Linked DNA regions of Homo sapiens: region 1 is linked to region 2. A link is an interaction called in ENCODE POLR2A ChIA-PET data of the cell type or tissue named here. Cell type or tissue: PC-9. All regions are shown on one strand. Links, peaks and the distances in the headings refer to the core of each region. The heading gives the core; the rest is flanking DNA. Region 1 has its middle 16 kb from the start of LINC01907. Region 2 overlaps CAB39 (calcium binding protein 39).

Region 1 (4,394 bases), core at 162-4,161, 60 kb before region 2:
TCAGATAGGAACCCAATTTTGCTGCAAGCAACAGCAACATGGCTGCAGTGGCTTAAATAAGTTTGGGATATACAGGATAAGAAGTCTAGAGTCAGACAGATGATGGTGATGGCTCAATAGCCTTTTGAGGACAAGGTGGACTCTGCTAGCCATTTCCTCATGGTTGAAAGATGGCTGTCCCTGCTCCAGCCATTGCATCTACAGTCAAGGAAGGAAGAAGGAGAAAACGATGTACCAGCTGTGTATCTCCCCTATTACCAGGAAAGCAAATGCTTGTCTAGAAAACACTCCTTCTCTCCAGCATATTCCCACTGGGTCTTCTTGAGAGAACCGTGTCCCTTGGCCTTCCCTTGGCTGCAAGAGAGCTGAGAGAACTGGGAACGGGACTGCCATGGTAGATGAAGTCAGCACCTTCTGCTGGGCACACCGCTGCATGGAACTAAATCAGGGTCCTCGTACGAAGGCGAAAATGGGGCTGGATATTGATTAGGCCAACATGAGATCTGCTGTGATACATCCTCTGTGTGGTGAACAAAGTCTTGTCCTGCTCTAGAGCGTTGATATTCGGGCCAGTGAAGGATGGAAATAGCTGTTAGGTCCAGCTGAGGGCAGGACTGGGAAGAGGAGTGATGGGAAGGTAGTCAGAGGCCAGAGCTGAGTCCCTGGACACCAGCCTGTGTTTGTGCTGAGAGGGGAGCTCTCCGCACGGTCTTGAGCAGCTGTGAAACAGGCAGAGCTGTCTTCGGGGAGATGGAAGAGGCAGGCCTGGCCAAACTAAGGGGCAGGTGCAGACCACAGCCACAGTTTGGGAGGCAGCAAGTGCCTGCCCAGCCTCCAGCACCCCCTTTGGGCCTCTGGGCACCTCAGAAATGTGAACTGGGCAACCCAGGCTCCGCATTCACAGGCGTAAAGTGTGGCACCCTTTGAGAAGGGGACTCAGGTCAGACTGGCCCTCCAGAAACCTCAAGACTACCACCCCCATGTCTCTTCCTTATACCCTGTGGTCCTCACCATGGTCCTCTCATTTGATCCCGGTCCTCTTGCCCAGCTATCCCCTGGCTCCTCCCACAGCATTAGGGTTCCATCCCCAGCAATGCTGGGTAAGAGCTTCCCAGGACTCCTCTCCCCTCCCCAGGGCCCTCTATTTGAGCAGAACCAGACAGGGCAACACAGGGGCAGATGATGAGCTACACAGGGCCCGCTGCTGGCTGGTTGTGAGTGGGTAAGAAAGGAGGAGGGCAAAGCTGACTCCCCACGCTAAGCCTAGGTGACCCATCCAGCAGCCTACAGCTGTGCAGTGGGACTTGGGCAGCAGTGATGGTTCAATAGCCTTTTGGGGACAAGGTGGCCTCTGTTAGCCATTTCCTCATGGTTTAAAGATGGCATCCCAGTGTGTGACCTGGACACCAGGTTTTGTCTCAGATGAGCCAGAGAGTAGAGAAGCCCCTCAGGCTGCACTCCCCCATGTTTCTGCCCTTCGTCCACTCCATCGAGCATGCCCTGCACCCTCAGATCCCAGGGCCTTTGCTCATGCCATCAGTCTGCCTGGAACACTCCTCCCCACCCTGCTCTCCAAGTTGACTCCCACTCTTCCTTTGCGCCCCAGCTTAGACATCATTTCTCTGAAGACCCCTTTCTTGGCCTTTTGCCTGGTTCTTTCTTTCCCCGTTTTCCTTCTTAGGAGTATGTGATTCTGTATTAGTTCAGATCATTACCACCAATCACTGAGTCAAACATGCAATCCCAGTGAGCAAGCACAACAGAGGCTGATTTCTTCTACTTCCACGTGGCTTGGGAAGGCCTCCTTCATTTGTAGTTACACTGGCCACCTGGCAATATGCCACACCCAATGTCACCAATGCGGAGCATGAGAAGGAAGCACACCAGCTTTTAAAGTGCATCCTTGGAGGTGACACAAATCACACCCACTCAAGGTCCTTGCCAGAATTGATCACATGCCCCAGACTAAACTGTAAAAGGTATTGGGAAATAGTGGGATGTACGTGGAATAGTTAGTTAGTTAGTTAGTTAGTTAGTTAGTTAGTTAGTTATTTTTAAGAGATGGGGTCTCAGTTGTTGCCCTGGTTGGTCTCAAACTCTTGGGTTCAAGCAATCCTCCTGCCTGAGCCTCCTGCGTAGCTGAGATGACAGGTGTTTGCCACCATGCCCAGCTCATGGAATATTTAGGAAGCTCTACTTGTCTCTGCCACAGCTTTTTGTAAAAGCCTCTTATCACAGTTGTCACTTTACATTTATTTATGAGCTTCTTGGATGGTGTCTGTCTCTGTCCCGAGGGTTGTGAGCTCCAGTGAGGACAGGAATTGCATGTGTTGGCTCACGGTTCCCCCTCAGGGTCTAGCCGACTACCTGTGTGTCATCGGTGTCCAGGAAATATTGAGTGACTCACTAAATAAATAAACTGCATTAAGTGGGCAGTGGGCTTAGCAATTGAGAGTTCACTTCAGGCCACAAAGAGCATCATTTCAGAGGGAAACAAAACTTCAAAGTCTAAGGAGTGAAATTGAGTTAGGGATCAGAGGGGCAGCTAATTTTGACAGAGAAAAGCAAGAAGATCTGATGAGGAGAGGCACGGGGGAATTTTCCCAGAGGCCCAGCTCCCTAAATCAGCTTTTATTAAACCACTCCTTGGTACTGTGGCTGTCCCTGGGTGCCACAGACACAAAGAGCTGTGGGGGAGAAGGGGAAGGTTTTGCAGCCATCACTAGCTCCCACTGCTTCCCCTGTGACCTTACCACTGTGAAAAATAATGCAGCAACAGCAGAATGCACAGTTTCCATAATTAGGCTCCGTGAAGAGGGGAAGCCGTCTCAAAAAGCCTGCTGTTTTAGCTCTGGTAGAAGTCTGGGTAGTTTAAAGCGGAGAACGTGTTTTCCAGACAGATGGCTTAACATCGGTTCCTGACAAAAGGCAGGCAGGAAAGAAGAAACCACTCAGGAAAAGAAAAGCCTTCAAACCTCTGGAGAGGCAGTGAGTGGTCTAAAATCTCTGCTTCTTCTTAGCTCTCTGGTTCTGGCCACATTACCCAGCTTCTCTAAGCTCCAGCTTCCTCACCTGTAAAATTCCTCTTCATCAGTTCTAAGACACACCTTTTTTTCTTAACATTTTAACATCGCTGAAATTAGGATGTAATTAGCGATCAATGGCAGGCCACAATATAGTTGGTAGGGCTTTTCTCTTCATATGGCATAAAGTAATGGCAAGTGTTACAATCAATGTATCTTAGATTTGATGAAATACAGCATTCCCTTTGGTTTTGGGATCAGAAATAATATAGGTGAACCGGTGCCAGGTAATATATGGAATTGTACATAGTAGATTCTCAGAAAAATCACAATTTTAATCTTATTACTTTAAGATATAAAAAAGAAAAATCTTCAGGCTAGGCGCGGTGGCTTACAACTGTAATCCCAGCACTTTGGGAGGCTGAAGCGGGCAGATCACCTGAGGTCAGGAGTTCAAGACCAACCTGGCCAACATAGCGAAACCCCATCTCTACTAAAAATACAAAAATTAGCTGGGCGTGGTGGCACACACCTATAATCCCAGGTATTCGGGAGGCTGAGGCAGGAGAACCTCTTGAACCTGGGAGACAGAAGTTGCAGTGAGCCAAGATCATGCCACTGCACTCCAGCCTGGGTGACAGAGCAAGACTCTGTCTCAAAAACAAAAACAAAAACAAAACTTCAGTCTTTGTGGGATACGTAGCATGAACAAGGTTAGAAATGTAATGTGCAACATCAGAACTAAAGTTGGCTGGGCGCTGTGGCTCACGCCTGTAATCCCAGCACTTTGAGAGGCCGAGGCGGGTGGATCACAAGGTCAGGAGATCAAGACCATCCTGGCTAACACAGTGAAACCCCGTCTCTACTAAAAATACAAAATATTAGCCAGGCGTGGTGGTGGGCACCTGTAGTCCCAGCTGCTCTGGAGGCTGAGGCGGGAGAATGGCGTGAACCTGGGAGGCAGAGCTTGCAGTGAGCCGAGACTGCTCTGGGCAATAGAGCAAGACTCTCTCTCAAAAAAAAAAAACAAAAAACAAACAAACAAAAAAACACTAAAGTTAATAAAACTTTATTGTATTAGAGATTTCTGTTAAGTTAGTAGATTTCAGCTGCTCTTGTCACCAAAAAGGAAAGTAACTATGTGAGATGATGGCTATGTTAATATGCTTCGCTATGGTAACCACTTTACTATCTATATGTATCCCATAACATTTGTTATGAACCTCAAATACACACAATAGAATTTATTTTTTAAGAAAAGTCTTTGTGACATCATCCTTAGCTAACCAACACAGGAACAGAAAACCAAATACTGCACATCCTCACTTATAAGTGGGGGCTAAATGATGAGAACACATGAACACATAGAGG
Region 2 (4,394 bases), core at 122-4,121:
TCCTGACCTCGTGATTCGCCCGCCTCGGCCTCCCACAGTGCTGGGATTACAGGCGTGAGCCCCCACGCCTGGCCAATAAATCTTGTAAGAAAATGAAAACTTCTTATATTAAGTGACAAAGTTGAAATGCAAATGGCAAACTAGGAGAACATATTTGCAAAAAAAAAAAAAAAAAAATCTAAACAGCCAAAGGGATAATGTTCATAATTATTCGATATCCTACAAGTCAATAAGAAAAGGACTCCAAAGCCAGCTGGCTAATGGGCAATAGAGATGTACAATTTCAGTAAGAAAATACAAATGGAAGTATGTTCATTGTCATTAATGATTGGCAATTCAAATTAAAATAATTGATCAGAGGGGTGGAAAGAAGAGGAAGGCAAGAAGACAGCATTTTTAATCTGGCAAATCGGAAAGGTTAATAGGTCCTAGTGTTGATTAGCTGGCAAAGAAATGGCTGCCTTCATGGACTTTTGATTCAAGACTGTGTAAATTGGCCTAAGTTTTTGGTATGAGTTAAGAATCTTTGTGTTTTGACTCTCAGACTGCCTTATCAGAGTCACTCAGAATCTTCCTTGGCTGCATTTTCCTCTCATATGTGGTATACATAACTGCACAGAACATCGTGTGGTCTCTTTGTGGCCGGGTCAGCCATTTGTTTAGCCGTTCCTTATGAATAGCTTTCTAAGGTGGGCAGGAGAGGTCTAATTACCTCAAGTTTTATAAAGATGAGGAAACTGGCATTAAAGCTCATTGACTGTCCTAGTTCTGGTTAGTAGAGAAGAAGACAAGGAGTTGCAGTTTCTTTCCCTTCACTCACTCTATATGACTTCCACAGACAACTAGGCTGGAACTCTACGACAAAGTAAGGCCGGCTATGTCTGCACAGAAAGGAAGGGAGAGATAGAGTAACTCATTAAAAATAAGACCCCCAAAGACGAGTCTTTTTGCTGAAATAGTTAAAAAGCAATCTGTGCATTGGAAAAATGCTGTGATGACCCCCTACTGACTCCAGAAAGAGTTGTGTTAGTCTGACAGTTTCAAGTGTGAAGAAAATACGTATTTACTTTTATAATTAATCTAAAGGACATTATTAAAGATAGTTTTGTGTGGAGTTATTGATAAAAATATTGAAAGTTTTGCCAAGCTACATTAATATAGAAAATTTAAACATAAGGATGTAGACCTTAATTTTTAAACTTGACTTTATTTATGATGTTATTAAGCTAATTTAGAACTTGATATTCAGTCATAACTAGAAGAAACTCATTTAGAAGAGTACTCGCTTTGATGGCAGCTTGTTTCAGTACTGAGCAAACTACCTTTCTTGTAAACAACAAAAGACATTTGAAAACTGCTGATTGGGGCCAGTATTAAATTAGGGCAAAAAACAAATATTAATATAAAGAAAGAAACCTTTTGTCTGCAGAAATCAGGTAAGTATGTGTATGTGTGTGTATATATATGGTTATTAGAACTTAGAAGAATAAAGTCACAGAGCTCTGATACATGATACTTTTTTTTTTTTTTTTTTTTTAAGATGGAGTCTCGCTCTGTCACCCCGGCTGGAGTGCAATGGCACGATCTCAGCTCACTGCAAACTTTGCCTCCTGGGTTCAAGTGATTCTCCTGCCTCAGCCTCCCTAGTTGCTGGGATTACAGGCATCTGCCACCATGCGCGGCTAATTTTTTAAATTTTTAGTAGAAACGGGTTCACCATTTTGGCCAGGCTGCTCTGGAACTCCTGACCTCAAGTGATCCACCTGCCTTGGCCTCCCAAAGTGCTGGGATTACAGGCGTGAGCCACCGTGCCCAGCCCCATGATACATTCTTAACTTCGAAGAGCTACTTAGTTATGGTCAGTTTGGTTAAAACACTTCCAGCCATATATACATATTTTTTCTTTTTTTGGAGACAAAGTCTTACTCTGTTGCCCAGGCTGGAGTGCAGTGGCACGATCTCGGCTCACTGCAGCCTCCACCTCCCAGGTTCAAGCAGTCCTCCTGCCTCAGCCTCCTGGGTAACTGGGAATACAAGCACGTGACACCATGCCCAGCTAATTTTTGTATTTTTAGTAAAGACGGGGTTTCACCGTGTTGGCCAGGCTGGTCTTGATCTCTTGACCTCGTGATCCGCTCACCTTGGCCTCCCAAAGTGCTGGGATTACAGGCGTGAGCCACCACGCCTGGCCTCCAACCATATTTTGAAGTATATTCTCTAACTGTGTTTAGATGTTACAGTGGTTGTTTATACATGTCCTACCTTGTTCCAGAAAGAATTTAAGGGAGCTTGAAATAATCTGTTGTGTTTATCATAACTTTAGTTTTTGAAATCTATAACAACTGCATGGTACACTGAAATCACCACAGTAAAATTTGACAATAGTAGTATGAGTCTCTCAATAAGTATTTGAGGTTTAACATGAAGTTCCTGTTTGTAAAATTAACACATAGCTTTCTGCAAGAGCTGTTGCTACTTTGTAAAATGACTTTTCTCTAAAAAATCAGCTACTAAAGCAAAGCCCACTCTTTTCTCTAAGCAAATATATTTTGTTGCTCCAATGAAGAATGAACCTTAGCATTACAGCATATTTCATAAACATTCATAATTTGACATTTCTCATTTACTATAAAGAAAATTTTTAAGGATTAACAGAAAGCCTTTTTTAAGAGGAACATAAGTGTTTTTAAACAATACATTCACTAAGCCCATTTCATTAAGTACTCATTGTTTAATTCATTCATTCATTAAAGATAGGTTAGCATAAGAATTATTTAATACTTTAGATTACCAAAATGGAATTAATGGTCTACTTGACATATATAATAGGTATATCTAGTTTTAGGATCGTGGAGAATGTTCCGCTAACAATGGTCTACCTTTACCCTTGCCTCTCTATTCTGGAAAGGTTAAAAAAATTTGAAGTCTTTGAAAAATCTTTTTTTGTAAGTGTTCTGAGAAAAATGTAGACATGTGCCTAAAGGAAGTTTGTTTTAGTTAAGATGCTATTTTCCCAAAGGATGATGAGTCCTCAGAGGAGCTCATGGTCCTCAGACCTATGCTTGCACTCCGGAGACTTGGTTGGGACTGGGAGGTACTCTCTATGCAGCATATATCTGAGATTTAATAGAAAAGGAACTTTATCAATGATGAGCAATAATCCTCTTAAAAGCAGATGAAGCTGGGGTATGGACCAAGCTTTTTAAAATTTTTTTCTTTTTTCTTTTTTTTGCAGGGGAGGCGGGGCCAGAGTTTCGCGCTTGTTGCCCAGGCTGGAGTGCAGTGGTGCCATCTCAGCTCACGGCAACCTCCACCTCCCGGGTTAAAGCGATTCTCCTGCCTCAGCCTCCAGAGTAGCTGGGACTACAGGCACATACCACCACGCCCAGCTAATTTTTGTACTTTTAGTAGAGACGGGGTTTCACCATGTTGGCCAAGATGTTCTTGATCCCCTGACCTTGTGATCCGCCTGCTTCGGCCTCCCAAAGTGCTGGGATTACAGCATGAGCCACCGCGCCTGGCCAAAATCTTTAAATTAAAAAAAAAATTTTTTTAAGGATGGGGCATTCAGGGGTATCCTTTTCATGTTTATTTGACTCATAATCTTAGAAATTGCCCTTTGCCTATTTGGTCGGGATTTAACAAAGTCACTCAGCAAACATTTATTTGTGATTACTGTGTTTAAAATTACATTTTTATGTTTTATATTTTTTTGTAATACTTGATTTATGTGTAAGATGACAGAACAAGTAAGTACAAAAAGTAGAATCTGGAATCAGAAGACTTGCCTTGAATCCTGACACCTACATTCAGTGTGTAATGTCACGGCTAGCCTTTTATGTGACTTTAAAGATATACAGGAATTAGTTACCATGGGAGCTAGAGAAAGGGTGCAGGGTGGTTTCATGGATGGAAAGTGTTCGCAGACATTGGGTTAGGGAGTACACATCACAGTATGTAACACACCTTAATCAATGACTCATTCCAGTTTAACACTGATAAAAACAGTCAATCCCAAAAAGCTGTGACGCTGCATAACAGGATGGCTCTATAAATAGTGTTGCACTCTTAGGAACCCAGATCAACCCTTTGAATATTCCATCTTGGGTATTACGTGAAGCCATCACACTTTAGTCACAATATTGCCAGGTTTATATTCATGGTATAAACAGTATTCAGACAGACAAATTAAGAGTTGCTCAGCAAAGGTGTGAGTCCAGCTTTGTGTGTAGCAATAGAGAAATTATAGGCACTTTGCTAGATTTCCTGCTCACTTACCCTCCAAGAGCATCTTGGTTCTGGCCTCTGGCTCCTTTCTGCATGGGTTTCAGGTGAAAATTTTCTAGTCAACTCTTGGTTATTTATGTATCATTTCTGTAGGATTTTTTTTGTTG

Evidence for each region. ChIA-PET counts read pairs that join two places held together with the same protein. Peaks named below come from ENCODE experiments on the same cell type or tissue, not always from the same donor. Only the 100,000 strongest peaks of a DNase experiment are listed, where the experiment ranks them.
Region 1: POLR2A ChIA-PET joins it to region 2 with 8 read pairs; 2 of 35 experiments call an interaction of 5 or more read pairs at or near these places.

Annotation. Positions count from the first base shown.
Region 1 is chr2:230,682,592-230,686,985 of GRCh38, forward strand. No RefSeq gene overlaps it. Among named protein-coding and RNA genes, the nearest start is that of LINC01907, 16 kb to the right of the region's middle. In PC-9, for the core only: no CTCF peak of the experiment used is centred there; DNase peaks (open chromatin) are centred at 1,860 and 2,340; H3K27ac peaks cover 3,510 bases.
Region 2 is chr2:230,742,401-230,746,794 of GRCh38, forward strand. The region is part of intron 1 of CAB39 (calcium binding protein 39); the gene reads left to right. Among named protein-coding and RNA genes, the nearest start is that of CAB39, 32 kb to the left of the region's middle. In PC-9, for the core only: no CTCF peak of the experiment used is centred there; no DNase peak of the experiment used is centred there.